2 separate regions of the Homo sapiens genome follow, and region 1 is linked to region 2. A link is a loop called in an ENCODE intact Hi-C map of the cell type or tissue named here. Cell type or tissue: PC-3. All regions are shown on one strand. Each heading gives the region's core, and the rest is flanking DNA. Links, peaks and the distances in the headings are about the cores only. Region 1 overlaps TBC1D19 (TBC1 domain family member 19). Region 2 has its middle 16 kb from the start of TBC1D19.

Evidence for each region. Hi-C counts contacts between places; a loop is a spot of excess contacts. Peaks named below come from ENCODE experiments on the same cell type or tissue, not always from the same donor. Only the 100,000 strongest peaks of a DNase experiment are listed, where the experiment ranks them.
Region 1: a loop joins it to region 2, with 5 times the contacts of the local background. A loop is called at or near these places in 2 of 110 quality-filtered maps.

The regions. Positions count from the first base shown.
Region 1 is chr4:26,710,826-26,727,155 of GRCh38, reverse strand. It overlaps TBC1D19 (TBC1 domain family member 19), which reads right to left. Exons shown (of 21, transcript NM_018317.4): 14 at 9,139-9,223; 15 at 7,031-7,075. Among named protein-coding and RNA genes, the nearest start is that of TBC1D19, 130 kb to the right of the region's middle. In PC-3, for the core only: a CTCF peak has its summit at 7,014; a DNase peak (open chromatin) is centred at 9,625.
Region 2 is chr4:26,560,241-26,576,570 of GRCh38, reverse strand. No RefSeq gene overlaps it. Among named protein-coding and RNA genes, the nearest start is that of TBC1D19, 16 kb to the left of the region's middle. RefSeq lists an enhancer at 7,231-8,430. In PC-3, for the core only: no CTCF peak of the experiment used is centred there; a DNase peak (open chromatin) is centred at 7,820; H3K27ac peaks cover 4,250 bases.

The DNA.
Region 1 (16,330 bases), core at 3,432-11,431, 150 kb before region 2:
ACTACCACCCAAGAGCATGTTTCCAGCAGGCGTCAGGATGCTTGGGGCACATCTCATAGCTGGCCTCAGAGTTCTTCTACAAGTCTGCTATAAGTAATTATTTTCAGATTCTAGCCTTTCCTTATGCATCTGAAGAAAGTCTAAAATATTAACTGCCTATTCCACTCAATGTGAATAATTTTATAAAGTGATGATTTATGGGCCTTTGACAAAGCTCAGAATGGCAAACATCGTTAACTAAAATAAATCTTGAACTAGATGAGATATAAATAGTAAATATGACTCAGAAAATACCCCAAATATTAACATGCTTTGCACTTATTAAATATTCTCTTCATTTCCTCATTGTCTCTATTAATACTTAGCATTTATCATTGTACCGTAACTCGCCTATCTGATTCACTTCAACTTCACTCCAGCTGAAAGCATATTATTACTTAGTACAGTTTATTTAATTCATTTGTTGAAGTAATCAATTCCTCTGTTTATTCTCATTCCATATGTAGCCTACAGGTCAGTAAGAATAGAGATTGGGACAATGATTAAATTGTTTTCTAGTTATTTCCATTATCTTTCTGAATTAGAATGTCACATTATGGTTTTGTTACTCTATTTCAGTAGTTAAAATTTCACAAAACATAGGAACATAACCACATTTAAATATCAATCTGAAAATCTTACTTTAAAATTTTAGTGAGGTTTTCACTGAAGTCTAAAGTTATACCTCAAATGAATTTTAGAATATGAGATAGTTTAAATTTATTTAATTAATATGGATGACAAACTACATTGCTATTTATTAATTTGACACTTGCAAGAAGATTTAAAATGATGTACTTTGATTATTTTTCTTCTAAGAGCCTTATCTAATCTTTGTTGTAAGGGGCTGTCCAGTGTACTGTAGGACGTTTATCAGCATCCCTCTCCCCTGGCTGACAACCAAAAATGTCTTCAGACATTGCCAAATGTTTCCTGATGTGTGTGTGTGTGTGTGTGTGTGTGTGTGTGTGTGTGTGTGTGTGTGTGTGTTGGGAGAATTGCCACTGGTTGAGAATTACTGCTCTAGAGTACTGAAACTCCCCTACCCAATATTCACTGACAATTGTTTTCTTCTGTCATGTAAGAAACAAATGGTATTAACAAATTTATGATGGTTGTTTATCACTTGTAATTAAGTCAGTCAGATACATGTGTATTTTTGCTACAAGTCTGGTTTCCTTGCTTCTATTCTTATTCCTCTGTATTCTATGTTCATTTTCTTATTTATTCCCTCACTTATTCAATAATGTTTACTGAGCACAGACTTTATGCCATGCATGATTCTAGGTGCTAGATATGTTGATCACCAAAACTATTAAGGTCCTTGTTCTCTTGGAGCTTACATTCTAGTGACACTTTTATTCTACACAGTAGACAGGATGATCGTTTAGAAGTATTAATCAGGGTTGGGCATGGTGGTTCATGCTTGTAATCCCAGAAATTTAGGAGGCTGAGGTGGGCGGATTGCTTGAGACCAGGTGTTCAAGACTAGCCTGGCAACATGGTAAAATCCTGTCTATATGAAAAATACAAAAAAATCAGCCCAGCATGGTGGTGTGCACCTGTAGTTCCAGCTACTTGGGAGGCTGAGGTGGGAGGATCACTTAAGCCCAGGAGGTCGAGGCTGCAGTAGTTCATTATCGGCCCACTGCATTCCAGCCTGGACGACAGAGCAAGACTTTGTCTTGGGGGGAGAAAAAAAGAAAAAAAGAAAAAGCATTAGTCAGGAATTGGAGGAGAGATGTCACTGAGAAGAGTGGAGTAGGAAACTCCCAAACTCCATTCCTCCATTAAAGCAATGGTTAAGCTGGCAGGAACTGTTAGAATCAACTTTTTTGAACTCTGGAATTTAATAAAAACTTACAACCACCAGGGGAATATTTAATGAAGAAAGAATTTTAGTAAGAGAGCATATGGCATTTTAATTTGCCCACCTACCATACCCTACTCCCCAACTTGGCAGCAGCCATGAAGACCATGGCTCACATTCCTGATGCAGATTGCTGGTACCAGGGGGATCTTGTATCAAAATATTGTGGTTGTGTGTTTTGACCTATATAGTAGCTAACTGCGGGACTGGCTCAGGAGATTGCCTTCATTTTATTTGCCTCATCTCTGGGCTTTTTCAGGACTGACATGGCCTGCCAAGAGGCATTTGTCAAAAGCATTTAAAGGAAAATATATACTAGCTGCAGCCACCTAGGAGAAGGAATAAAAGATGGGAGTGGTGGTATACAGATTGAAAAGCCTGGGAAGAAAGAGGCTGGGGTAGGAGCTACTTGGGGCATGAGGGCTTTGGAAAGCATCTGTGTATACAGGGGAATCTAAAACTTACCCAAGAAGACCTTAGGCTCCCACTTCTGACTGCCTTTGAGGCTCTGTGCAAGCAGGAAGTGAAGGCTAACATACAGTTGTAAACAGCCTGGCTAAGCCTTGAAGGAGTGCCCCAATACCCAGCCAATCTGCAAAGACTGAAAGAGGGGTTTTTATTTTTGGTTCTAGATATTTAAGAAAATCTCTGTCAAATCACTAGCTGACTGTTACTCTACTAAAATAAAGACTTCAGTGAGCATATAAGATGAAAAATATCTTTATAAAAATATCTGTATAAAATATCTTTATAAAAATATTTAGAAAAGTCACTAAACAACACCTAGAACCCACAACAAGCAACAACAATGAATTCTTGGGGAGGGGGACAGAAAGACTCCCATTTCCAGTGATACCACAGTATAATATTCAAATTATTCCATTTTCAACAATAAAACAATTACTAGGCATGTGAAGAAATAAAAAAGTATAACCCATTCACAGGAAAAAAAATAATAAAAAATCCCTGAGGAAGCACAGACATTGGACTTACTAGACAAGACTTTAAGTCAACTATCTCCCTAACTGACCTAGCTCCATCTACCTTTTCTAACTCACCTTGTATCAGTCAATGCTTTGCTCACTATTGCCAGTCACACTGGCCATCTTGGTGAGCTTCAGACTATCAAGCTTATTCCTGCCTTCAGACATGCTGTGTACTCTCTTCTGGAACGTTCTCCCATTTCATTGCATAGCATACTCCATATAGTCTGTCTCTGTTCATATTCCACCTCCTCAGAGGCACCTTTCCTGACTACTTGATCTAAAATGGCTATGCCCATCCCAACTTCCTACAATTTCTGCTCCCTTTCATTGTTAAGTTCATCATTCTTTGAAATTACTTTCATTCATTCATCCTTTGTTGATTGACTGATGATTGACTGATTTTATGTTCCCCTTACTAGAAGGTAAGCTCCTTGGCAGCAGGTACTTTGTTTGTATCATTTACTGTGGATCACCCTCCTACAACAGTGACCTAGGCTAAATAAATATTTATCAAATGAATAAAGACAATTTATATGTGTTGAATAACAACAAAAAATATAAAAAGCTTATAAAATTCTTCTGAGAAGTCTCCCTTAGTTCAGAAATTTTGCTCACTAGCTGTTTGGGGAATCTACTAGAGGAAATCTGTCCATTGGTGATTCTTCAAATGAAGTGAGAGAACAAAATGTCTGATGCCACCATAGCCTGTCATTTCCCTCCCAGGGAAGGTAATCACAGGCATGTTGGGGGTAGTGGTGAGAAAACCTCTGCCACCCTGTAAGCACTGGCCTGGTCAGGGAATGAGAGTGTGTCAGTGAGCTGCAGGCTAACCTCTATGTGTGGTCCCCTGAGACCAAGAAAGCCACAACAGTTTTGGTGGTAGTAGTGACAGAGGTGTCAAGATTTCAAAGTAATAATATCTTTGGCAGAGGTTCAAAACAGGGTGGGTAATATAAAAATGCTGCTAAGTATTGCCTTGAGTTAAAAAAAAAAGCGGGGGAGAGTAGATTGACTGGTCTTTGTCTCTTCTTGTTCTGAAACTTCAGAATCATTGCCCAGAGAAAAGTGTCCTCCTTGATTCTGGCAAGTTCTAAAACAACCTGAGAGGAGAAATGATTCTGTAGAACTAAATTTATGAACAGCTGTGGGCTTATCTCATTAAGGATTAAACAGTTTTCATTCTGGATGAAAATCTTTCTAGAACCTATCACATACATCCTCTACCTTTTTATTACATTAACTACTTTCCTTTCTTCCCAAATTCACTATAATGAGCTCAGCAACATCTTCTGAGGCAGTAGGGCATCCTGATAAGAATGTTGCTTCTGAAGCCAGACAGCTTGGATTCAAAGCTTGGCTTTGTCACTCACCTGTTGGGCAGGTTAACACTCTATGCCTCAGTTTCTTTATCTGTAAATAGGGATAATATTAGTACCTTCCTCATAGGTTCTTGTAAGGACTAAATGAATTAATATATGTCATATACTTAACACATTGCCTGGGATATAGTACTGCTTGGAAAATGTTTGCTGCTGCTGCTATAACTATACTGTTACAATTATTACTATAGCGAGATTTTTTTTGGTGTCTTGAGCTCATTATAAAGATGCTAAATTATAATATGCTGCAACTTAGTGATACCTTCTTAAAGGGCACAGTGTTACTAGCTTTTACATAAAATGGCCCCAGACTGATTTGCTGGAGTGGTCTAATACGCTGTTTTATAGCTCCTGTATTTTCCTTTGTGAAGTCTCCTTTTTACTTCTCACTGTTGTTGCTATTTTTTCATATCTATATCAGCCTTTTCCATGCTTCTATTTTTGTAGGAGGCATAAAAAAGAGTTAACCAATTTGTTAGACATGTGTGTTAAGTAAAAGCTAATATATTCTAAACTAAGTTGAAAAAACACTTCTATGGATGGAGAGAAGAACTTGAGTCCATGGACAACTCTTTTGGCTATTCAGAGGTATTTTGTTATTGTTTCTTGCTTCTTAGATAAAATATAAAAAGTTACTATAAAAGTAAGTTTCTGGGATAATAGATGTAACAATGGTAATATATAAAGTTAAAATTAACAAACCTCTAATTGAGTTCAAATAAATACTCATTACAGTCCTATTACATGCTAGATACTGAGGCAACAAAAATGAATGATATGGCTCTGAACTACAAGAAGCTTGCAATTAAGAGGAGGAGATAAAGTATAAACAAACAATATCAAGATAACATAGCTAGAGATACCAAAGAGTTTAGACCAGGTACTATGGGAGTCTAGAGGAAGGGCCCTTAGCCTAACCTGGGGATTCAGGGAAAGCTTCCTGAAAGAGGATCATGCCTAAACTGAGCTTGATGACAGCCAGGTGAAGAAAGGTTAGATGGGCTATTCTAAGCATGGAAACATGAGAAGTGATGAGACAGGAAGCAGCATAGTGCTTTCGTGAGAGTATGTAGCTGTGGGTATAAATAATAAATAGTTTGATATTGCTATAATTAAAAATGAGATGGGAAATAGTGGAAAATGAAGCTAGGAGGTAGACTATAGGGATCAGACTCAAGAGGTCCTCATATGTCATGCTGAGAAGCTTGAATATCACTTGTTAAGAGATGGGAAGCCATTAAGAACACTTTGAGAAAAATGGCAATTTGCAGATTTTCACTTTAGATGTATAACTCAAATGAGCAGTGTAAAAGACAGCAAAACTAGAAAAGACTGTGGGAAGAGGGACCAGTTAGATGGTTGTTGCAATTAACAAGCTAGAGATAGTAAGAACTGAAAGGAGACAAGGCAGCGGGGATGGTGTGGAAGAGAGGGTTCCAGACGTATTTGGAAGATAAAATTGGAAGGTCCTCGCGACTTATTAGATGAGTTGGGGACAAGGTGGAGAGAAATCTAGGATGGCCTTGAGTTACTAGGAAGATGACAATTCAATTAACTGAGAGAGAAATAGGTGGGTTTTTGTTTTTTGTTTTTTAATTTAGTTTCTTCTTTTTTCTTTTGGGGGTGGGCATAAGAAGATAAAACAGTGAGTTCAGGCTGGGACATATTAAGCTTTAGGTAGTTATGGGAGAGGTACGAACTGGATATATTTTAGAGTAATTAACAATAGATAGAATCATAAAAGCAAATGGCAGCCCCTAGATAAAAGTAAGAAAAGAGAAGAGCAGCAGAACAAGAGTGAGATATTAAAAGAGGGACAGAGGTAGATGGCCCATGAAACTGAGATTCCATATTGAGAGACACAGGGAGAGAACAGCGCCATGAAAGCCAAAGCCACGTATGAGTTTTAGATATAGTGATCAGTAAAGTTAAACACACTCATAACAGCTACATCTTCTGAGCACTCACTACATGTCAGGCACTTTGTGGTTTTATATACCATATCTCATGTAATCTATTATCCACATGGTACAGATGATGAACCTGAAGTTCAGAGAAGTCATGTAACTTACTTAAGGTCATAGGATAAGCTGGAAGAATTGGGATCTGAACCCAAGTCTGCTGGATTACAAAACCCATGTTCTTAACTCTGCTGGAGTAAAAGAACTTCTTCAGGATGCAACTTAATATTATCATAAGGACTGCTATATATTGCTTTTCCAAGAAGCATATCTTAAAACCTGTCTAGTTATCTCAAAAGAATATTTAATGTCTAATGAGGTCATTATATATTTGATCACTTTATAACATCAAAATAGGTGATTTCAGTGATACCTTTTAATAATATTTTTGTTTCATAAATACTACATTGGTCAAATTATGAGAACAATAAGGTGCAATACAAGATAATCCACTCAATTGAGTAAAGCCCAGCTCCAAAAAACCCAAAAGGAAGGTCTGCATTGGATTAGCTAGTGTTCTTCACAGGAAAATGAAGTGCCTTGGACTTAGATCTAAGCATACTCAGCTTTCTCACAGGTTTACTGTTGGTCCCAGGGAGAATCAGAGAGAGTATGCATAATTTAGCACAAACCTACCACAAATGTGGAGGATTTCATTAAATTATACATTCTATGGAAGGTTTATTTTAGATAATAAATGATTATCCATTAAAGAGAATAAGAAAGTCACATTTTGATTATAAAAGTTGTAATTTTTTCACTTCCCACTAGAGGAAGCAATAGCATTACTCTTACCATTTGGTGGGTAAAAGACAGCATATTCTTCCAGTCCTAGTTTTCCTATAAGAGAAAACCATAGAGGATTTCAATATGATTAAGTAAATAAATCTTTAAAAATCAACTTATTTTGTGAATGTACTAACAACGGAATTTTAAAAACTACTATAAACTGATATGTCATTTCATGATATGAAATTAACTTAAAAATGTACCAGCCAATCTTTTGGTATTAGCAAACCCTTTCATCAATTAAAGTAACACGAACATAAGTACAACAGAAGCGACACAAAACAACCAAAAGAACAAACGCTTTCAAGTTCCTTAGGCACTTAAGAAGAGAAGTATCTATTTATTATGCATAAAATTGTTTTGCTAATTACAAATAAGTCTAATCTATTCATTAAAGCAAGTCTTAAGCTTTGTAATACTGTGTGTACACTTTTATGGAATGTGCTGAAAGTTAAAAATTAAATGACTAGCTGTATGGTGGTCATATTTTCTGAATACCAAAACAGTTCACATGATTTCAGAATGGGGCTGAATATTTGAAATCAGAGTTGTCCCAGAAAAGTAAAGTATATTCACAATAGTCAAATATTTAAGAGAGTTTTAAAAAGTATCTTTCCTTTAAAACTCTTAAAAGTTCTCAGTTTTTTCCACCTTCCACTGAATATCTTTAAATAGCTTTTACTTTGACAGTTTTTCTAACACTTTTGAGTTTATTGAAAAGTCACTTGTATTTTTATACTGGGCTAAGAGTAATATTTTTAGTTAAAAAAAGTTCTTTTTATTCTTGTTAGGGGTGGTGACAGAGACGAAATGAAGAATAAGAAGTGTGAGCAGTTCAGGTTAGGGTGGAAACAAAAAGGATTGATCTTGTGAGCAAGAAGAGAATGGAATAATGAATAGGTAGGTAGGTAAGTAGATAAAATTGATTACTGGGCTAGATGCTGAGAGGCAAACATATATATGTTCTCTCAACCATGTGGTTTATAGTCCAGACTAAACCATGAAACATTAGGGTATATTTGCTAACTTTTCTAGCACAGACTTTAAGTGTTTAGAAGTTCAGAGGAGAGAGAAATAGATGATGGGTTGGTGGACATGGTGAGGTACTGGCTAGTTCTTCAAGGACCTATGATTTTTAAGGTTGGAAAGTGGGAAGCCTTCCACATGCAGGGACTATAGGGAGGCTAGAACGAATATGGGGTATTGTGGAATAATCAGGGAAGCAAAGTTAGTTAGGTTAGGACAGTATCAACTGGTCAAAGGCCTTAAAATCCTGGCTGAGTTTAGAGGTGAGCTCAGTAGATAATTCAGTTTACAATCAGTTTTTCAGCAGAAGACTTAAAGAAACAAACAAAAGGTTTCCATAAATTCAATTTAGAAGCAATGGACCTAAGAAAACCTTATGTTAGGGGTAGCTGAAATCCAGCACAAGGTTATGTGGCCTCTCCTAGGGTAGGAGGTGGAGCAATCAGGCAGATAGTTCAGACATAAGAGATACAGGAGAAAGTTTCTTTCTTCATGGAAATGGCAGAATGACCATACACAATGAAGTCTGAGCTTTCAGTGTTGGGTGTTCACCATTTAATAAAAAGGAAAAGTTGGGAAGGGCATTCAGCTGAAGTTAATTGTATCTTCAGATGATGGCAGGATATTGATATTTTATAAGCAGCTGGTGATAAAGAGGAGAAAAATAACTAAACTAGACATTGGAGAGCTAAAAGCATATAAATTGTATCAAAGTTTTGTGTGTGGTGGAGCGTTTTGAGAGAAGTATAGATTGTTAAAAAAAGTAGAAAAAGCAAATCTGTGTTATAAACTTAGAAAGAAAAAGAAAAGTCAACAGATATGACATAAAAACAACAATAAAGGGTAGAGCACACAGGGAAGACAGAGAAAGTAACTTGAAATGCTGCTTCTGGGAACCACTTTCCCGTGATTTGTGATAAATTACTTGGGCACTGATTTGAGGTATGAAAGGATAATTACGGTCATCTGAGAGAAATCTTAAGTAATTTATAATAATTTGGCAACACCACTATCTCCAAAAATAAAACAAATATTCTTGGCATGATTATGTAAGTCTTAATACTTCCTTAAAATTATTAAAAATTTACCTCTTATGTATGATTTTGGTGGCGAGGCACTGTTGAATGCAAAGTGACTCAACACAGATGTATCCCGGGAAAAACAAAGTAATACCTGAATATAACATTGGAAAAAAAATAGCAATTAAGCACTATTATAAAACCAGGTAATTCATTATTTCCTACTCAGGAGGCATCCTTCAAGTTCAAGTACCGTGCCTTGCGGTGGGAAGAATGCCCTTTATCGGTATACCTTTGGTAAGCATTACAGTGGGATGCCAAATTCTTCCAAAGAGTTCTCACCATTTGCTACCTCAACTTTGAAGAGCAGAAAATGCAAACTGCTAACTAACAGTTGACTCTTCTCTTGTGTTTTCTATCTGGACAAGAGAAGCACCTGGGGGAAATTTAACAGATGAAAAATGTATGGAGAAGACCCTGAGTAACTATTGTGACATAGAGCAATTTGGGAAGTGCAGGAAATGAACTTGACTCATACTGGGATGCATCACGCAGTTAGGCATGTCAGGGTGGGAGGGAAGGCAACTCGTGGTACTTAGAAAGGACAGCAGCAGCAGTAGAACAAGTGGTTGCCTAATAAAGGGTAGAAGCTAGCTGTCCTGACCAGTAGGGTAGAGTATGTCAACTCTATGTGGAGATGAAAATAGGCACAGTAGAAAGTCAGGATCAAGGATGTCCATTAGGAGGTACTAGATTGAGGACACCAGCCTGGAATTTGGGAGCAGCAGTCCAAGACCCAGTAAGGCCATTAGTGACAGGAAATCTGGGTCTCAGTATTAGAAGACCTGGGATTCTAAAAATATTACCAAGAAAAGAACTCAAGATGACTGAAAAGGCAGAACAGGTGCACAGAGTCAGGCTGAACTAGCAGCAAGAGTGAAGGGAGAGGAAAAATCCTTGTGTCCAAGACACAAGAAAGGGGATACAGCTTTGGAAAAAAGGATAGGTAATGGAGATTGGGAATCAGTCAGGTTCACTGGTGGAATGCATATCAACCACTGCCACTGCTTTGTTTTCATTATATTTTAAATGACTACATAAGTGGTACATGTTAATGACAAATTTAGAAATACAGAGTATTGGCTGGGCATGGTAGCTCATGCCTATGATCCCAGCACTTTGGGAGGCCAAGGCAGGAGGATCACTTGAGCCCAGGAGTTCAAAACCAGCCTGATCAACATGGTGAAACCTCATCTCTGTTTAAAAAAAAAAGATTAATTTTAAAAATAAAGAAATACAGATGATAAACAAAAGGGGAAACAGCCATAATCCCATCAGTCTTAATAATTTGAGGTATATCCTTTCAGACTGCTTTTTAACATACTCATACATATAATTTTTTCAAACCAAACAGGATTATATGTAGTTTCTTTTCACTATTGTAAGATAAATATTTCTTACACATTTTTATGTTGCAGAATATTCCACTGTATGAAAGAACAATAATTTATTTAACCTGTACTGTTGTTGAACATTTAATTATTTCCACTTTTCCCCAACTACAAACAACACTAGAGTGAATTTACTTATGACTAAATATGTACGCCTTTAGTTATTTAAATTCCAAAAACTGGACCACCTGTCTGGTCAATTGCTTTGGGCATTTTTAATTGAACGATGCCTCTCCCACATTTTCTTTATTTACTTCTACCTGACTCCTGTAAGCTGTAAGATTTACCTACACGTATTCAACCTGCCATGCCTTTTACTTACTTTTATCCCCCCTGTTCCATTCTGGATGACTTCCTCAGATTATTTTTTAGTCAGTTCACTAATTCTCTTCTTCTGCCCCTACTATGCACCAGGCACTGTTCCTTGTGTTTGGAATACATAAAAGGAAACAAACAAAACACCTCTTTTATGGAGTTTAATTATGATGGAGCAGAATGTGTGTAACAAATAGCAAATATGATAGATAATTACATTATATAGTGTATTAGGTAGCAAGTGCTATGGAAACAAGATAAAGGGGAACAGAGAAAGAGTGGGTGACACTTTAAAGAGGCTGTTCAGTGTAGGCTTCCTTGAGAAGGTGATATCTAATCAAAGATTGAAAGGAGTTGAGAAACTTAGCATGCGGATATATGTGCAAAAGCATTCCAGGAGACTTGTTAGGAGACTATTGACAGTGGCTTTCACTAAGATGGCAGCAGTGTGTGGCAGATGTATGACACACCACCCAGAGATCCTCCTCTAGGAATGAAGGACTAACTATAGCAGCTGGTAGTGCTGTAGCAAATAGCCCTCAGCAGCCAGCTCTTTTCATGGACTACCTCTGCTGGAGAGAGCTATTTTGCTCAAATATCAAGGTCACACCCTTTTCCTGAAATGGCCTATATCTGATGAAGAGGATGCAAGGGAAAAAGGTCTGAAATGCTTGTCCCCAGCTCAGGATGGGTCTGACAGTTTATTCCATCTTTAGAACTCTCTGCAGCATTGGCTGAGGGTTTCATTTAAACTGTATTGCAGCTAGAATTGTCCTTATGCTCAATCCTGCTTCATTAACTGCACTTATACATGTGTTGATTCCAAGAGCACTCGCTAATAATCCTTTGGTATCCTCGTCTCCATCTAAATTGGCTTCCCTGGGAACCCATCTTACAATACAGTGAAAGTGGGGAAAAGTCAGATTCTAAATACACTGTGACGGCAGGGCCAACGGGAGTTACTGATAGATTGAGATGATATTTTGGAGAAAGACAGCAGTCAAGGAGAGTAACATGTGGAAGTTGAAGGTAGAAGGATGTTTGATCTCAGCGAGTGGAACACCTTTAACTGAGACAGGGAAAGTGGCAGGCAGAACAGTTTGGGGAGTGAGATCATGGGTTCATTTTTCAACATGCTAAATTTGAGATGTCTGCAAGACATCTAAATGGAAAAATTGAAGAGGTAATTGGAGATACTTGTATGGAGTATAGAAGAAAAGTTTAAACTGAAGATACAAATTTGAGAGTTATCAACATATAGATGGTAGTGAAAGCCACAAAATAGGTGAGCTTGGTGGAATCATCAAGTGAGTGAGTGTAACTAGAGAAAAGAAGACCAAGAACTGAGACTTGAGGCATTCTAGGATATTGGAGAAAAGAGAAGGAACCAGCCTAGACAACTGAGTAGTGAGTAACCATCAAAGGTGGATTTACCATGATGCTCTGTGAGTGCTGCAAGTTGCTGGGAGACGCAGAGTGTCCTAGGCAAGGAAAGTAAGTCAGTGTGTAATCAGAAAGCATTTCTATGTATGCATTTCTAGAAACTGTTTCTAGAAAAGGTAAACTGTTTAATAAGATCTCAGAAGAAAAACACCTGAATCTCTATAGTTCTAATAATCTGTTACAAATTTTTCCTCATTCAAAACAAAAATATGTGTTCTTATCTGGTTTTGTATTTATAATATGATATTCTTTTTCTTAAAGAAGGCCTTCCAAATTTTATAAGCTTTAGGTCCGCAAAATGCTGAATTTGCCACTGGTGACTAGAAAAGTAAGAGGAAAACTAAAAAGAATGTGGTGTCTTGAAACCCAAGTGAAGAAACAGCAAAAATGAATCAAATGCTGTTGAGAGATTAGTTAAAAGGAGGATGGATAATTGGTCATTGGGTTTAGTTCTTGATGACCTTGACGAGAGTAGTTTCAGTTCAAGTGGTAGGAGCACCATACACAATGTTTGGTACCTGCTTCTTAAAACAACATGGCACATGTATACATATGTAACTAACCTGCACGTTGTGCACATGTACCCTAAAACTTAAAGTATAATAAAAAAAAAGAAAAAACAAACAAACAATGCATTAAAGAGATCTTTTCATATCAGTATATACAGAGCTGCCTCATTCTTTTTAATTTTTTTGGTAGAGACAGGGTCTAATTATGTTGCCCAGGCTGGTCTTGAACTCTTGAGCTCAAGTAATCCTCCTGCCTCAGCCTTCCAAAGTGCTGGGATTACAGGCGTGAGCCACTGTGCTTGACCCGCTGCATTCATTTTTAAAGGGCTGTATCATGTTTCACTGAATATGTACTCCATGATTCATTTAATGGGTTACTCCCCAATATATGAACATTCATTTTCAACTTTATGCTGTTTCTGACAATACCAAAACAATTAGCCTTTTACTGTATCATTTTACACATATGAGTGTCTCTGTGGAACAAATACATAGGAATAGAATTGCCCAGTCAGAGAGTATACACATTGAAAAATGTGATGGCTATTTGGCTGTATATTTATATCCCTTGTGTTCTTTTTCCAGCATTTCTATATGTTTACAGTCTAAAAGGGAGCTGTGTGAACAAGCCCAATACCTTATGTTGCCTAACTCTATTTTCTATTACATAGTCTAAATCATTATTACTCATATTTAAAAGAGTAAGGGATTTTAATATTTTATTCAGTAAAGAGGCAGTTAACTGAATCATCTTATTAGTTCTACTGGCTTTCAGTCCAATCCCTTGAATTTTTAAATAACTATAGTTAACAATAATGTTGTGTCCTTTCTGTTATTTATTATTTTATTTTTCTTATTCCATTGTTGAGAAATTCCAAAATGATATGTTCTTTCCTTCCTTTAGTGGGAACATCTCTAGTATTTCACTAATGAGTAACATTAACTTACATTAATATTGCAAATGTTGGTTTCAGATAAATACTATTATGTCAAGAAAATATATTAATACTTGATTTCTAGTGTATAAAAAGTATAAAAATGAATATTAAGTTGCAAAACAATGTGAATATACTTAACAGTGCTAAACTGTACCCTTAGAAATGGTTAAGTGGTCAATTTTATGTTGTGATTTGTTTTACTACAACTGAATACTTTTTAAAAATCGATATTATCAAATATGGTCTCAAATAAATTTTTGGCGTCTATTAAGATAATCATGTGAATTTTTTTTGACCTATTAATATAATAAATATTTTCCAATAATTAAGAAAAACCATTAGGCTCTAAAAATTCTAAATTTATAAATATTAATCTCTTCTCCTGCCAAACTTTCACATACCACTGTGGTAGGTAGCATAATGGCCCCCGAAGATGTCCACATCCTAATCCCTGAAATTTGTGTGCTACCAGTTTGGATATGGTTTTTTCCTGTGAAAACTCCTGTTGAAATATGATTCCCAATGTGGTAGTGTTGGGAGATGGGCCTAGTGGGAGGTGTCTGGGTCATGTGGGCAGATCCTTTATGAATAGATTAATGTATCTCTGTGGGACAGGACTAGCTGCCATGAAAGCAGGTTGCTCCTTCTCATGTTTGGTCTCTTTGTATATACCTGCTTACCCTTCCATTTTGTGCCATGAGTTGAAGCAGCATAAGACCTTCACTAGATAGGCTGTTCAATCTTAGACTTTCCAGCCACCAGAATCATGAGCCAAATAAGCCTCTTTTCTTTATAAATTACCTAGCCTCAGGTATTCTGGTATAGTCACACAAAATGTGACTTATGTGACAAATGGGATTATGCAGATGTGATTAAATAGAAGATTTTTAAATGGGGAGATTATTTAGGATTGTCTGGCTGGGCCCAATGTAACCAAGGATTCTTATACATGAAAGAGAGAAGCAGCAGGGTCAAAGTCAGAAAGAGATGTGATGATGCTCTCTGCTGGCTTTGAAGACAGAGGAAGGGGACACAAGCCAAGGAATACACTAGGTTCTATAAAGGGCACTCTAGGTTCTATAAATGGCAAGAAAAACCCAGATTCTCCTCTGGAGCATCCACAAGTAACACAGCCCTGCCAATGCCTTGATTCAAGCCCAATGAAACCAATTTCAAACTCAACTAAATTTATGGCAGCAATAATAAACTAATAGAACCAATCAACAAATACAACAATAAACATATATAATTAGGGTAAAATAATACAACAAGAAAATATACTTACAAACAACTTTCTACTATTGCCTAGAGGAAAAACAATTCCTAAAGAAACATTTGTATTAACTTTCCCTTAGTTTAGCAGACTCGTAGAAGCACAGTAATTTTAGAAGAAGCTCTATGATTAAATATATCTCCCTAGAGTCCCTGTTGCCCTAGAGAAGACAAGCTATCTGAGACTGCTCTAAGGAGAATATTGGCGATTGTAAGGTGATAATGCCAGAAGTGGTATGTTAGACAGTACGTACTGGTGTGCAATCCTGTGATACAAGCAAAGAGCTGCCAACTCTTATTCTAACCTGAGTTGTTTTAACTTCTGAGATTCTAATTTTTGTATCTGTATGGAAATGACAGTTCAATTGTAAATCTGCTAGAAAATGGTATGATTATATGAAGATGACAATTTCAATCAAATTAACTAGAAAATCTAACCTGGATTAATTACCAATTAAGTAAAAATTAAACTTCATCAGGATGAAGCTACACATGATAGTAATTTACTTCATTTAGAAGAGTTATAAGAAACTGAATGTGTAAGTCTGAACTATGCTAATACGGCAGAATTATACCTAAAATGTCTACATATAGCCACAAAAGATTTAGTTTGTCCTAAAGCTTTCTCTTACTTCTAGAAAATATATTTATGGTAAATGTTTCTGAGAAATAAATTATTTTTATAATAAAAAGCACATAAGAAATGACATATAAATTGGGCAATCACTTTAACGTAAAACTATTATAAAATTTTTTTCATTTGTGATACTCTTACATTTTTATCCAAATTTAGAAAATTTCAAATGATAAATTTTCAAGAATCACTTTTTAAAACACTCTGCCCTCACCTGTCAAAAACAAGCAATGGGGAAAGGATTCCCTATTTAATAAATGGTGCTGGGAAAACTGGCTAGCCATATGTAGAAAGCTGAAACTGGATCCCTTCCTTACACCTTATGCAAAAATTAATTCAAGATGGATTAAAGACTTAAATGTGAGACCTAAAACCGTAAAAACCCTAGAAGAAAACCTAGGCAATACCATGACATAGACATGGGCAAGGACTTCATGTCTAAAACGCCAAAAGCAATGGCAACAAAAGCCAAAACTGACAAATGGGATCTAATTAAACTAAAGAGCTTCTGCACAGCAAAAGAAACCACCATCAGAGTGAACAGGCAACCTACAGAATGGGAGAAAATTTTTGCAACCTACTCATCTGACAAAGGGCTAACATCCAGAATCTACAAAGAACTCAAACAAACTTACAAGAAAAAACAAACAACCCCATCAAAACGTGGGCGAAGGATATGAACAGACACTTCTCAAAAGA
Region 2 (16,330 bases), core at 4,821-12,820:
ACAAAGTGTGAGATTCTTTCCAGATTCCCCAAACAAAATGAAGTTTAGTTCATGGAACTACACATAAAATATATGTCAAATAGCACTTTTGTTAACGAAAAGGAAAGGTGGCAAAATCAAACTGCAGCCCCTGGGGAGAAGGGGAATGACAGCTGTGATTTATCACTAGCATTTTTGTCAGAGCATTTTTTAATGCCGTTACTTACTGTCAAAGCATACTAGAAACACTTTGAAAGCGCACCACTGACACATTACATCAGATAAATAAATGTTTCCATCTCAACTGACTCATTCGCTGGAACAACTTCACTTGACAATACAAATAAAGAAAGAGGACAGGAAATGTGGATGCTTAAAAAGTACATTTTTTGGTTTTCAGGGTGAGTGAAGATGTAACATTTTTTATAAATTTTAAGAATTATTTTTATATTCCTGAAACAAGAGCCATCAAAATTAGAACAAACTTGGGAAGTCAAAAATTTCATCTCCTTTTGACAAGAGTGAAATGTATTCTTTCCAAGGGTAAAATTAAGAGAATTGCTTCGAGTCACACAACAAGATGGAGGCAGAGTTCCAAGTTCAAAGCCAAATTTTCTGACAGTTTGTCCTGTGATTTTCTACTATCTTGGTGTGGGTGACTTGTTACTGTGTCTTTTCTTTTCTTTTCTTAATTTTTCTTTTTTCTGCTCCCTGCACAGATCCACAGAAAGAAACTAATGTATCTCATTTAACCCTTGTAACACCTCACAAGGTAGGGGTTATTTTCTCTAATTTTAACAGACTAGATAATGAACACCTGAAAGGTAGATAACTTGTCAAAAGTCACAATAAAGTCCAGAATAACAGCTGGGATTTGCATGCAACTTGTTCACATTTCTTCTCTGGGACAAATCAGAGTAATTTTTGCCTCACAAATGTTCAGGTTTCACTTTTCTCTAACAAGCCCAACTGGTGATGAAATTGACAATTCCAGAAGTTTTCAGAACTCCTCCTTTCTAACAGTGACTATATTTAAATTCGATAACTTCTATTGACTGAAAAGCTTATAAAGTATAAAAGAGGAGAATATTTCCCTTTTTCCATTGTGCATTCTTCACATCTCTGGGAAAACTTCCTCTGGACATCTAATATCTTCCTCTACATTATTAATTTCTAGATATTAGAAGAATAATAAGATTTTATTACATCTTAGAGATGCAATCTTAAAATGTCAGAAACATGATTAATAAAGAGAAAAGAATGTGGGGCTTTGCAGCTTGATAATACTATTTTGAGCTATTCTTTTTGAAAATATATAATATTTTCTCTAATAAATGGATAGACCTAAGGGTCGGTTTTGCTATTTCTCACTTCAAAGATAATAATAAAATTTAGAGAATTGTTAGTTTTGTAACAGAGAGCAATTATTTCTTCAAGCTATTTCTTGATTTAAATAAGCCTTATTAGACTTTGAAGTACCTTTGCATTTATCCAAGAGACTATTGTTTCCTTGGAAGGATAGTTATGAGTCCAACTTTTTTCTTTAGTAACTAAATGACCTTGTCAGAGACACTGGGATATTGTTATGTTCAAAACAATTATTTGGAAGAATCTGATTTAGATGTAAACGGGATACATTTTCTAGGCTCTGCAAAGAATGGAGATGATACAAGCAGAAGGGTATAGTGATCATGAGTTTGGAGCTTATGGTCAGGTAGACACAGGTTAGATACTGCTACGGTATAGATGCTTATCCCCTCCAAACCTCATGCTGAAATTTGATCCCCAGTGTTGGAGGTGGAGCCTAAATGGAGAGCTGTCTGGGTCTTGGGGCTGATCCCTCATGAGGAGATTAATACCCTCCCTTGGGGGTGAGTGAGTTCTCTCTTTATTGGTTCTCATGAAAGCTGGTTGTTGCTTCCTCTGTTGCCATGTGCTCTCTGCACATACCACCTCCCCTTCATGAGGTCTTCACCAAATGCAGATGCCCAATCTTGGACTTTCTAGCCATTGAAATTGTGAGTCAAATAAAACTGGTTTTTTTTTTGAGGTGGAGTTTCATCATGTCCTCCAGGCTGGAGTGCAATGGCGTGATCTCGGCTCACTGCAACCTCTGCCTCCCAGGTTCAAGTGATTCTCCCCACTCAGCCTCCCAAGTAGCTGGGATTACAGGAACTTGCCATCATGCCCAGCTAATTTTTGTATTTTTGTAGAGACAGAGTTTCACCATGTTGGCCAGGCTGGTCTCAAACTCCTGACTTCAGGTGATCCGCCTGCCTCGGCCTCCCAAAGTTTTGGGATTACAGGTGTGAGCCACTGTGCCTGGCCTAACTTTTTTTTTCTTTTTTTAATAAATTACCCAGCCTCAGGTATTCTTTTATAGCAATGCAAAACAGACAGAGACAGATACCCAAGATCTTACCAGTTGTATGATCCTGGGTATTTTTCTAAGGCTCTTTACACCTCAGTTTTCTCATATATAAGATGTGGATAATAATGCTTCCTGCCTTATAAGGTTATTACCAGAATTAAATAAAACACTGAGTGTCAAGTGCTTAGAAGCATGCCTGGTCCCTGGTAGGCCTCAGCGAATGTTTAAACCAGTGCTTCTCAAACTTTGGTGAGTGTTAGAATCATCTAGAGAACTTGATAAAAATATGAAGACTAGGGGCCTAGTCTATTTCAATGAGGTTGAGACTTTGTACTCTATTAGATTTCTAAGTGGATACAGTGTCAATATCTATTTGATACTGATACATATCAAAGATTGAGAACTGCTGGTTTAAACAGCGACAAAAAACACTTGTTCATCTTTTAAATATTCCAGGTATTTTGTTTAATGCCAAGAACACAAAGAAGAATGTATCAGTTAGGGCTCAGTTACAAAAAACAAAAACCACCCTAGCTTTCTTAAACAGAAAGAAATTTGATCCAGACCATTAAACACAAGGTAGTTGGAAAGTCTTGGGAGCTAGTTATAGACTTCCTTTCCAAAAATAGCTCTCAGAATCACACTGCCAAGGTGGCCCACCAAGGCAGCTGCTATCTTCACCATGATCAGGGGGAGGAGGAGTCAGAAGACAGCCATCAAGAACTGTTGAGTTTGAGGATACACTGCCTTAGCTGCCACCTACTGATCAAGAGGCTACCTCAACCACCGCAACTCTCTCAATACCCTCTGAACTGGGAACTGGATACTGCCATGCTGCTGCAGAAAAACACAGCACCTCCACGACTGTGCTTGTTCCGGCAACACATGCAACAGCTGAAGATGGCCCCTGCCTCACTTCCACCTTTGAAATCTTACATGAGGTCATCTAATTGGGGGATTTAATTTACATTTGCAGACTGGAAGAAAACAATTTTTTTAATTTTATAAATTTTTAATATTTATTATTTGCACATGATAATCATATTTGTGGGGTACAGTGTGATTTTTCAATACATGTATGCATTGCAAATTGATACAACACAGGTAGCTAGCACGTTCATCACCTCAAAGTTTTATCATTTCTTTGTAGTGATAACTTTTAAGATCTTCTTTTTTAGCTGTTTTGAAATATACAATGCAAATGCCCATTAATCAACAAGTGGATAAAGAAACTGTGGTATACATGTATGATGGAATACTACTCAGCCATAAAAAAGAATGAATTAATGGCATTTGCAGCAACCTGGGTGGGATTGGAGACTACTATTCTAAGTGGAGTAACTCAGGAATGGAAAACCAAGCATCATATGTCCTCACTCATAAGTGGGAGCTAAGCTGTGAGGATGCAAAAGCATAAAAATGATGCAATGGACTTTGGGGACTCAGGGAGAAAGGTGGAAAGGGGATAAGGGATAAAAGACTATTTTGGATTCAGCGTATACTGCTTAGGAGACGGGTGCCCCAAAATCTCACAAATTATCATTAAAGAACTTACTTATGTAACCAAATACCACCTGTTCCCCAAAAACCTATGGAAATAAAATTTAAAAAAAAGAAATATACACAATGCATTGTTACTTGCTATAGTCACCTTACTATGCAATAGAAATCCAGAACTCTTTCTTACTATGTATCTTTCCCCATCTCTTGACCCCCTCCCCGCCTTGGCCTCTGGTAACCACTATTCTACTCTCTAATTCTGCGAGGTCAACTTTCTTTAGATTCCACCTTTGCATGAAATCATGTGGTATTTGTCTTTCTGCGCCTGGCTTATTCCCCTTAACATTATGTCCTCCAGGTACATCCATGTTGCCACAAGTGACAGGATTTCATTCTTTTTTATAGCTGAAGAATATTCCCTTGTGTGTATATATACCAAATTTTTTATTCATTCATCTACTGACAGACAATTAGGTTGATTCCATTTCTTGGCTGTTGTGAATAGTCATGCAGTAAACACGGCAGTGCAGATATCTGAAAGAGAACATTGTAAGCTCTCTGGCAGTACAGAACCAGGCGCGGGAAGGAGGTTGGAAGGGATTCTGAGTGTCAGTCTACCATATTCACCATAGATGATTGTATTAGTCTGCAAGGGCTGCCATAACAAAGTATCACAGCCTGGGTGGCTTCAGCAATGGAAATTTATTTCTCATAGTTCTGGAGGCTAGAAGTCTAAGACCGTGATGCTATCAGGATTAGTTTCTCCTCAATCCTCTCTCCTTGCCTACAGACAGCTGCCTTCTTAATGTATCCTCACGTGACCTTTTACCTGTGGGCATGAGCACTCCAGGTATCTCTTCTTATAAGGACACCATTCCTATTGGATTAGGGTCCCACTTTTATGAACTCATTTAACTTTAATTACTTCTTTAAAGGCCCTGTTTCCCAATAGTCATATTGGGGGTTGGGGCTTCAATGTATGAATCTTTGGAGGAGAGAATTCAGTCCATAACAATGAGTAAGACAGACCTCTGCACTGGAAGAATTTGCCCCAGGAGAACAGGTTATAAAAACACATAGACACAGTTGCAGGTGCTAAATGTCACAAATGAAGTATCTAGACATTATGGTGAAAACAGCACAAGATGTAGGTGAACCTTTGGTGATGAGTTATATTTTTCTGTACAGAGCTTATAAGTAGAACTCCTTACCCTTATTAGTTCTTATTTTCCATTCTAGATGTAGGGTTCTAATGCAAACTCTAGTGTTTAATAGTGAGGAAAAGAGATGGTACAAGACGTACCTGTAGGTGGTTGCTGAAATTCTACACAAACTTCCACTCCTTTGACTTCAAGAGTAACCTAGTTGTGGAAGGAAGGCAAGAGAGCTTTTCTCACTAGCACCCTGTTTATTAATTGAAAAATACATAATAAAGGGTAACGGTATTGAACATTCAATGAGAAATACATGTATATCTCCTTTAGGCCTTATCTCAGAATTATCTAGACTTTACAGCTACTATGGTCTGATTATTTGTGTCTTGTTAAAATTCAAACATTGAAATCTAATCACCAAGATATTGGTATTAAAAGATGGGGCCTTTGGGAGATGATTAGGTTATGAGGGCTCTGCCTTCAAGAATGAGATTAATACTCTTATAAAAGAGGCCCCAGAGAGACACTGTCCTTTATATCATGTGAGGATGCAGCTGGAAGTTCCCATCTACGAATCAGAAAGTCGCCAGAAACCAAATCTGCTGGCACCTTGATCTTGGACTTCAGAGCCTCCAGAACCGTGAAAAATAAATTTCTGTTGTTTATAAATTATCCAGTCTAAGGTATTTTTGTTATAGCAGTTTTCACTGAGTAAGCCAACAGCTGAGGAAACTAAGTGACTTACCATGGATCACATGGAAGAAAATGGGAGAACTTGGATTTGAATCAGGGCCATCTATTTCCAATGACTCATTTCTTGTGCCAGAAATTCTTATCCTCTGTCCTTCTGACTTGTCCAGGATTCTAACTCTTAAAGATCATTGCAGGAAGCATCCCAATCCTGCAGTTAAAACCTTTGTACCAATAGCTGACTTTTTTTCCCTCTACTTTATTTCTACTTTTTAATCTTTTTGCTGTCCTTTGAATATTTACCTGTAAAATCATTTGGTGCTAATTTTATTTTTTACATCCTTTCATGCACTGGCTCTGCTTATTTTATTCAGTCTTCTTTTTTCCAATGTCTCTGTTTGTCTTATACTTAATAGGACTTTCTTTCCATGTAACCCTTGATGGCAACTTTGAACTTAGTGTTCTAGAGGAAAGAGATCTAATTAAGGCTATGTGCTTTAGACACTCAAATATTCACTTAACACATATTTTTTTGGATTAAATATGGATTAAATATGGATTAACACATATTTTTCACGTGCCATGCTCTGTCCTAGACACTGGGGATTCAGCAGCAAACAGGATGGCCAAAGAACCTGATCTTATTATGCTTATACCCCGTGGAGGAAATGGACTGTAAACACATAACTGAATTTTTTTTAAGGTGACCAGTTTAGATAACCATGGTTGTTTTGAAGAAAATGAAACCTGATGATGGAGTAAAGTCTGATATGTGGGTTGAGTGGTCAGGGGTTGTCTCTGAGGTGATGACATTCAACAAGGCTGGGCCAAGCTACATTAAATTATTTTCATCATCCAAATAGTACGTACATAAAGGTAGTTACTGCTTGTGTGAACAAATAAAAAACAAAGAAAACAAAGCCCCAGGTTCTAGTGATGAAAGGTTAAGTAGCTATGAGCAGACCGATGAATAAATGTGGACAAAACCAGACCTTTCTCATTTGGTACAATCTCCTGCTTTAGTAGGTTTTTTTCTCCTGTTTTCAGGGCACCGGGGATTTCTTTGCAAATCTCCCAGACAGATGAGTGTGAATCCTTAAAACTAAAAGTGATGGGTGGGCTGGGCGTGGTGGCTCACGCCTGTACTCCCAGCACTTTGGGAGGCCGAGGAGGGCGGATCAGAAGATCAGGAGGTCGAGACCATCCTGGCTAACACGGTGAAACCCTGTCTCTACTAAAAATACAAAAAATTAGCCGGGCGTGGTGGCAGGCCCCTGTAGTCCCAGCTACTCAGGAGGCTGAGGCAGGAGAATGGCGTGAACCCAGGAGGCGGAGCTTGCAGTGAGCAGAGATCACGCCACTGCACTCCAGCCTGGGAGACAGAGCGAGACTCCGTCTCAAAAAAAATAAATAAATAAAAGTGATGTGTGAATATTCCCTCCTAATAGTAATCAGTAGAGCTCAAGGCTTAGTGTTCTAGAGACCCTGCCATTATACTGAAATTTTAAAATTGTTATCGTAATGAGCATTTACATATATAATACATCTCATTATGCTGACAGTATGCTAGCTTCTGATTAAAAGTTGCAGCTAGATTGCTTCAGCCCTTTCTTTTACATGATATTTTCCCTTCAACTAATTTTTGATTATATGAGTTGTGCTATTTCATATCTAACTAAGCTATGTTCATTTATTAAGCCAGTAATCATCAAAATCTGTGGCTTAAATTTTCAATTGTAGTCTGTGTAGAAATAAATTGTTATTTGATGATAATACAGATTTTACTGGGTTCATGACTAGAAATCTAGATTATAAAAAATTCAGGCAGTCATATGATATTTACAAATAGCTATATGTTTGCCATTATGTGGCTAAAATACCCAGACAATTGACTGTTTGGTTTGGTTTTTTGGTTTTGGTTTTGTTTTTATTCAATTTTCCTCCAGATGATTCAGAGTAGATGCATCCAAGGAAATCTTTGAATTTTAAGTGCTCAATTTTCATGGCATATTACAAACTTCTACAATCAGCATGAGTCATCAGCTTTTCTCAGAAAGAATGGTTACTCTAAAGACTAGGATCTTGGTTTCTCAGTCAGTATTATTAGGAATTCTTTGATCTTAATCTTGCGTGTAACCTTTGCTCCTTAAAATGAGCTTCTGAATTTTAAACACAAAATGAAAATACTGAGGAAAACATTAAACAAATAGATGATTAAGACTTTAATGGCTTTATCATTCAGCTAAGTGTTTTCCTTCCTCATGAGGCCAAGCAAAACAAAAAACAGCTGAAAGGAAAAATCAAACACATCATCTAAGATTGTTTCCTGTGATCTCATGAAGATTGGGAAAGAACTGCTAAGTCTCCTGTTCTCTTCCGGAATGAATTTATTCTGACGAAATCATGCTAGTCAATATTCCCTAGGTTTGAAGTATATGGAATAAATGTCTTTCCGGAGCCACCAAAGGCTTCTGAGCTGATAGAATGGTGTCTTGTGATATGGCAGACAGAGACCTGGACTTGGATTAAGGGAATCAGGCTCTCATGTCAGCTCTGCTGCAAATTAGGGGTATAACCCTTTGGGTCTGTGTCTCATTTGAAAATATGATGTGGCTAGACAAGATGATCTTTCAAGATCTTCCATCAAAAATCTATGACGGGCTGGGCGCAGTGGCTCATGCCTGTAATCCCAGCACTTTGAGAGGATCACTGGAGCCCAGGAATTTGACACCAGCTTGGGCACAATGGCAAAACTACATCTCTACAAAAAATACAAAAAAAAAAAAAAATTAGCTGAGTGTGGTAGCACAGCTGTACCCCCAGCTACTCAGGAGGCTGAGGTGAGAGGATCACTTGAGCCCAGGAGGTCAAGGGCTGCAGTGAGCCATGATTCTGCCACTGTACTCCAGCTTGGGTGACAGAGCAAGACTCTATCTCAATAAAATAAACTCTATGATGCTGTAAAGCTAACAAGAAGTCCAGCAGCTCAACAATACCATATTGTAAGAAAGGAGATATTTGCTAATGTGATGGAAGAATCCATTATTAAAAAGCATCAGTTGACTTTTCTAGTATTCTTCTATCTATTAAGTGTCATAAATATGAGATAATTACAATATAAAAGATTAATGTGGGGCTGGGCACAGTGGTTCATGCCTGGAATCCCAGAACTTTGGGAGGCCGAGTCGGGTGGATCAGGAGGTCAAGAGTTTGAGACCAACCTGGCCAACATGGTGAAACCCTGTCTCTAAGAATACAAAAATTGGCTGTGCATGGCGGCACATGCCTGTAATCCCAGCTACTCAGGAGGCTGAGGCAGGAGAATTGCTTGAATCTGGGAGGCAGAGGTTGCAGTGAGCCGAGATCACACTTGTGCACTCTAGCCTGGGCGACAGAGCAAGACTCTGTCTCGGGAAGAAAAAAAAAAAAATTAATGCAAGTAATAATGAAATACCGATTAACCTAGGGACAGAAGGTAATGATTATACAGATGAAAATAACAAATTGATAGGCATTGGAGTAGTAACATCTCCTACTGCTCAGACGTAGTTCTGTTACCTTTATGGAGCAACAACAAAAAAACTACACTATGCTCTGCCTGTAGGTCTAAATAACAACATATCTCAAGAGACTTTCTTGGTCAGCTAAACATTTAGTCCTCCGATTTTCAGTTTCCTTATTAAAGCATTTGGATCTTGCGGATCTGACTAATCAGAATGATTTAGAATTTCTTGTTCTCGATTTCTTATCTATAAAATAAGGGGTTTCACCACAATAACGGTAAGATTCCCAAAATCTCTAAAATTCTGAGATTTTATATTTTTGAATGGTTTGAAAATCTGGACTCAAAATTAAATTCAACCAATCTAAGGAGTGTATGCTATCAGCTATGCAGAGCTGGAAAGAGAAATACCTTGCCAGTAAGCAAAATGGCTTCCTAAATGTGAAATTATTTCAGGGATCTAAAATAAGACACTTCCGAGTGTTATGTTTTCCCTTCCCTCCAGAAAAATCTCTCCTACTGCCTTACTTATAGAATTAGAGATTCATCTGTTTAACTTATCTTCTGATAAAATACAAATGCCTCTGGAAAGGTCACACATTTAACATTATCAGCCATTCTTTCCTTTGTTGAATGATTTTTTTTTTATTTGACCCTGTCTTCTTACAAAAAGGATTTGAAGCTGCTTATTAGGAATGAGTTAAGCAAATGCATTTCTGAGATCAGATGTGATGAAAGCCCACAGGAGCCAGGGAAGAATGTAGGAAGAAGGACGCCACCAGCGAGAAAAGCTCTATGTAAATTTCAAAGGGCTATAAAAGTATTAGAGATCATTACCAATAACAGGGCAAGACTGGATGCTTAAAGATAAACCTGGCCTATTTCCCAGTAACTTCAACAGGTCAGATTACTCTTCCTTCTTCTTATGGGGCTTAATGTTCCTTGTCTAATTCTTTGGACATCTTATTAAGCAGAAATCTATTCATAATTTGCTCTTTACCTTCCTCATGTTGTTTTCTTATTTCCTGAATGGAACAAAATTCTATTAGTCACAGTTCTGCCTCAAACCATATTTACACAGTCTCATGATCTTCCCCATTTCCTGGAAATGCAAAGATCCTTTCTCTGTCTTTGCATAAATAGGTATCTATTAAGCTCAGGAAGGAAAAAATGACTTTAATTTTAAATGGCTCCCTCAACACTGCCAGAGCTTATAGTAGCCCAATGGGGATAGTTCCAGAGTAATCAGCAAAGAAAAGTAAAAGTCTATTTTTCAAAGATAAAGTTTTAGCCACACATAAAAGCTGCCAGAAGTTTTTTAATGGGACTATAAAGATTACACATGGTTTAAGTCACAAGGACAACATAAACTTAAGAAAGAAAGGAAAAGGCAGTTTTGAACCAAGAGAATTGTTCTGAAAACATCCCACCTTACTGGAAGATGCCAGCCCAAGAAGAAAATCTACCATGGGGACAGAGAGCCAAGAGAGAGAAGCAGGCTTCTTGGTGTAGGAAGCTGGCCTTTTGGAGTAGCCTTTTTGGCCCTGCTAGTAGAACCTAATCTTTTATTTACTTATTTATTTATTTTAGACAGGGTCTCACTCTGTCACCCAGGCTGGAGGGCAGTGATGAGATCACAGCTCACTGTAGCCTCAATCTTCTGGGCTCAAGTGGTCCTCCCACCTCAGCTTCCCAAGTAGCTGAGAATATAGGCATGTGCCATCATGCCTAGCTAATTTCTAATGTTTTTGTAGATACAGAGTCTCACTATGTTGCCCAGGCTGGTCTCAAATTCCTGGGCTCAAGTGATTCTCCCACCTGGGCCTCCCAAACTGCTGGGATTATAAGCATGAGCCACCCACTCAGCCTATAACCTAATCTTGAACACATAATTAAACTATTCTATTAAGAAACTTTTAAACCACTACGTAACTACTGACCTGAATTAGCAGTCTTTAAAACAGGACTGTGGGATCAGGATTAGAAGTTCTATTTATATGCATTTATCTTAAAAAAATGAAATTAGCCTTCATTATTGTATTAGTCTGTTCTCATGCTGCTAATAAAGACATACCCAAGACTGGGTAATTTATAAAGAAAAGAGATTTAATGGACTCACAGTTCCACATGGCTGGGAGGCCTCACAATCATGGCAGAAGGTGAATGAGGAGCAAAGTCAAATCTTATATGGTAGCAGGCAAGAAAGAGTGTGTGCAGGGGAACTCCCCTTTATAAAACCATCAGATCTTGTGAGACTTATTCACTATCATGAGAACAGCATGGGAAAGACCCACCCCCATGATTCAGTTACCTCTCACCAGGTCCCTCCCACGACACATGGGAATTATGGGGGCTACAATTCAAGATAAGATTTGGGTGGGGACAATTGTTATTTACTAGAAGCATGGTCCACACTCAGTCACCTATTCTCTAGCCATGTTGCCCACTCAGCATGGGAGGTGTACTGGTGGAAGAATCCCATGAGGAGCTGACAGTGGTAGCCACATGTACTTCACTTTCAGCAGTTTGAGGCACGTGGGCTTCAGCCAGGGGAAGTAGATTTACAGAGGTATGCTCAAATTTCAGTTAAATCAACCTTCCCAAGTGGAACAACAACAAAAAAAAGATGTTGCAGAGAAATCATAGACCAACTCTATCACGTTAATAATGCAAGGATGCACACAAAATGGCAAATCTGTTATTTTGTGACTACCTAGTACAAGCCCTTTATCAGTCACATGACAATTTGTAAAAGAAATGTTGTAGAGAAATATATGACTAGAAGTTGGCCAAAATTTCTCAAAAATATTAATGTCTATCTGAAATATAGGTTTATATCCACTCTCACAAATGATAATCTTCTTTGTAAATGTATCTTGTGTGTGAGATATTAGTTATTGATAGTCTAGAAGCATCACAATTTGCAAGACCCTTAAAGGCTAAGCAGGCAAAAATTATGGGGAGACAGCAGAGTAGGAACCAACAGAATCTATCTTCCTACCTAGACAATAATTACACTGGCAGAATCAGTGCAATATAACTATTTTGGAACTCTGGAGTCTATTGAAGGCTTGCAAATTCCAGGTGAAGGTTAGAACAGTAAATTGCAGTCAATTTCAGCTCTTAGCTCAGCAGCAGCAATCCTACAGGGTGAAGTGAAAGGACACTGGACAGTAACTTGAATCAGTATAAAGATAAAAGATCCCAAGAAAGGTAAATACATGTGCAGTTATGAAAGGAAGTATTATTGTAACTTTTGTTTGTAATTCCACATATTGTTTTCTACATCATTTAGGAGGTGGCCAATGAAGTAAAAAAAAAATTGGTTTATGTTTTAGGGCTTACAATGTAAAAAGATAATGTCATGACATCAATAACTAAAAGAGATGGGAATAGAGTTGTTAAGGAGCAGAGTGTTTTTATGTTATTGAAGTTAAGATGGTATACATTCTAATTAGAGCATTATAACTTGCAGATATTAAATATAATCCCCAAAGAAATGACAAAGAAAATAGATATAGAATGTAAAAAAATGAAATGAGAAGGGAATTAAAACATTTCACTACAAAAATATACAACCAAACACAAAAAAAGATAGTACCACAGAAAATGAGGGAAAAAGAAAAGCTATAAGGCACATATAAAACAAACAGGAAAATGACAGAAGTAGTCCCTTCTTATCAGTAATTACTTCAAATGTGAATGGATAAAATTCTCCAATCAAGAGATAGATTGGCTAAATGGATTTTTGAAAGATCCAAATATATGCCATCTACAGGAGACTCACTTTAGATACAAAGAAAGAAATACATTGAAAATGAAAGGATAGAAAAAGATATTTCATGTAAATAGTAACCAAAAGAGGGTAAGTGTGGCTATACTTACGTAAGACAAAATAGACTTCAGATCAAAAAAATTTATAAGAGGCAAAGAAGAGCATTATATGTTAGTAAAAGGTTCAATATAGTAAGAAGATGAAGCAACTATAAACATTTATGTACCTAATAACAAATTATCAAAATATATGAGCAAAAATGAACAGAATTGAAGGGAGAAATAGACAGTTTTACAATAATAGTTGAAGATGTTAATAGCTTTCTGTCCATAGTGGACAGAACTGAAGAGAGAAATAGACAGTTTTATAATAATAGTTGAGGAAGTTAATAGCTTACTGTCAATAACGGACAGAGCAACTAGACAGAAGATAAGTAAAGAAATAGAGAACTGAACACATAATAAACCCACTAGATCTAACAGACATATACAGAACACTAACCAACAACCGCAGAATACACGTTCTTCACAAGTGCACATAAGACATTTTTCAGGATACAGCATATATTAGTTTTAATAAATTTTAAATGATAGGTATCTAAAAAGTATGTTTTCCAACTATAAGTGAATGAAATTAGAAATGAGTAACAGAAGAAAAATTGGAAAACTTATATTATTCAAAATTAAACATCATACTTTTTTTGAGTTTAGGTCTCACTCTGTCACCCAGCTGGAGTACAGTGCAGTGGCTTAATCATAGCTCACTGCAGCCTTGAAATCCTGGGCTCAAGCAATCCTTCCACCTCAGCCTCCTGAGTATTTAGGACCACAGGCACCCACCACCATGCCTGGTTATTTTTTTTTTCTTTTGTAGAGATGGAGTCTTGCTATGTTGCCCAGGCTGGTCTCAAACTCCTGGCCGCAAGCAATCCTCCCAAAGGGCTGGAATTACAGGCATGAACCACTGCCCTGGCCAACAACACACTCAAACAACCTATGGATTAAAGAGGAAATCACAAGGGTGATTTAGTGATGAATGAAAACAAAAATATGGCATACCAAAACTATGGGACACAGAAAAAGTAGTGCTAAGGAGGAAATGTATAGCTATAAACACTAATATTAAAAAGCAGAACTCAAATCAACAGCCTAACTTTACCATTTAAGGAACTAGAAAAAAGTTAAACCCAAAGCTAGAAGGAAGGAAATAAGAGTCAAGTGGAGAGAAATGAAATAGAGAGAGAAAAACAATGGAGAAAATCAATAAAATCAAAGATAGGTTGTTTGAATAGATCAACAAAGTTGACAAATCTTTAGCTAGGTTGACCAAGAGAAAAAAAGAGAGACTCAAATTACTAAAATCAGAATGAAACTGGGGACTTTACTACTAATTCTACAGAAATAAAAAGGATTACATGAACAACTGTATTATAACAAATTGAATAACCGAGATAAAATGGACAAATTCCTAGAAACACAAACCTACCAAGACCTAATCACAAAGAAATAGAAATCTGAACAGATCTATAATTAGTAAGGAGGTTAAATCAGTAATGAAAAAAATCTCCCAACAAAGAAAGCCCAGGACCTGATGGCTTTACTGGTGAGTTCTATTAAACATTTAAAGAAGAGCTAACACAGATTCTTCTCAAACTTTTTCTTAAAATTAAAGAAATGGAAACACTTCTTAATTCGTCCTATGAGGGCAGTAATACCTTGATATCAAAGTCAGACAAAGATACTACAAGAAAACTACAGACCAATATTTCTTATGAACATTGATGCAAAAATTCTTAACAGAATACCTGAAAATGGAACCCAGCAACATATTAAAAGGAATATATACCATGTCCAAGTGGAATGAGAAGATTGTTCAACATATGAAAATTGATAAATGTAATACACCATATTACTAAAATGAAGAGGGGAAAACCCAAATGATTATCTCAATTGATGCAGAAAAAGAATTTGACAAAATTCAACATTCTTTCATGACAAAAACCCCCAACAAACTAGAAATAGAAGGAAATTACCTCAACATAATCAAAGTAATATATGAAAAATGTACAGTGAACATAATACTCAAAAGTGAAAGACCAGAAGCTTTTCCTCTAAGATCAGACCTAAGACAGGGACATCTGCCTTCATCACTTCTATTAAATACAGTACTGAAAGTTCTAGCCAGAGCAATTAGGCAAGAAAAAGAAATAAAAAGCATCTATATTGACACTTCCTTTAAAATGGAGGGGGTGTGTGTGTGGATGGGGGTGTGTGTGTGTGTGTGTGTGTATCTCTGATTTCATATTGACCATTCTTCCATTAGATAAAGGAATAATATTTTTTCAGCCCGTTCTCCTCCTTTGAACATTGTATGAAAAGAAAGTAAAAGTTACCAAAGCAAATTCAAGAAATTGAGAAGAAACAGAATTGTTCTTCCTCAAAGAAGAAAATTAAATCATCTTTGAGAACAATTTGGGTCGTCTGAACTCTCTGGAAGCATTTGTATAAGACTGGATTTGCCTGTTCCAATATTTGGTAGAACTAGCTATTAAAATCATTTTGACCTGGTGGTAGTTCTTCAGTTTCCCCTTCTCCATTTTCTCCTCTTCCTTCTTTTTTAGGAGTGGTAGAATAGAGTTTTATATAATTATAGATTCAGCATCTTTAATGATTATAGGTCCCTTTGGTTTTCTATTTCTTCCTGACTCAGTTACGTGAAATTATATTTTCCTTGGAAATTGTTCACTTTATATAAATGTTCAAATTTATTTGTATAAAGTCCATATGATTCTTTTTATTATTTTGATATCTGCTTTATCTTAGTTTATCTTCCCTGTTTCATCTTAATATATTTATTTGTACTGTCTCCTTTTTAATTTTTAAAAAATTTCCCCCAAATATATCCATTGTATTAAACAAAATATTTGATTTGGTTGATTTTCTCTCTTGTATTTAACAGGAAGAGAAACTTATTTCCAAAAAAAAAAAAAAGCATCCAAATTGGAAAGGAAGAAGTTAAACTATCTCCATTCACAGATAATATAATTTTATAGGTAGAAAACTTTAAAGATTCCACAAAAATTTGTTAGAATAAACAAAACCAGCAAAGTACCTGGATACAAAGACAACATACAAAATTAGTTGCATTTCTATACACTAACAATGAACAACCCAGAAAAGAAGTTATGAAAACCATTCCATTAATAATAGCATCAAAAAATAAAATACTTAGGAATTGACTTATCCAAGGAGGTAAAAGATTTCTACAAAGGAAACTACAAAACATTGCTGAAAGAAATTAGAAAAGACATAAATAAATGGAAATATATTCACAGATTGGAAGACAATTTGTTAAGATGT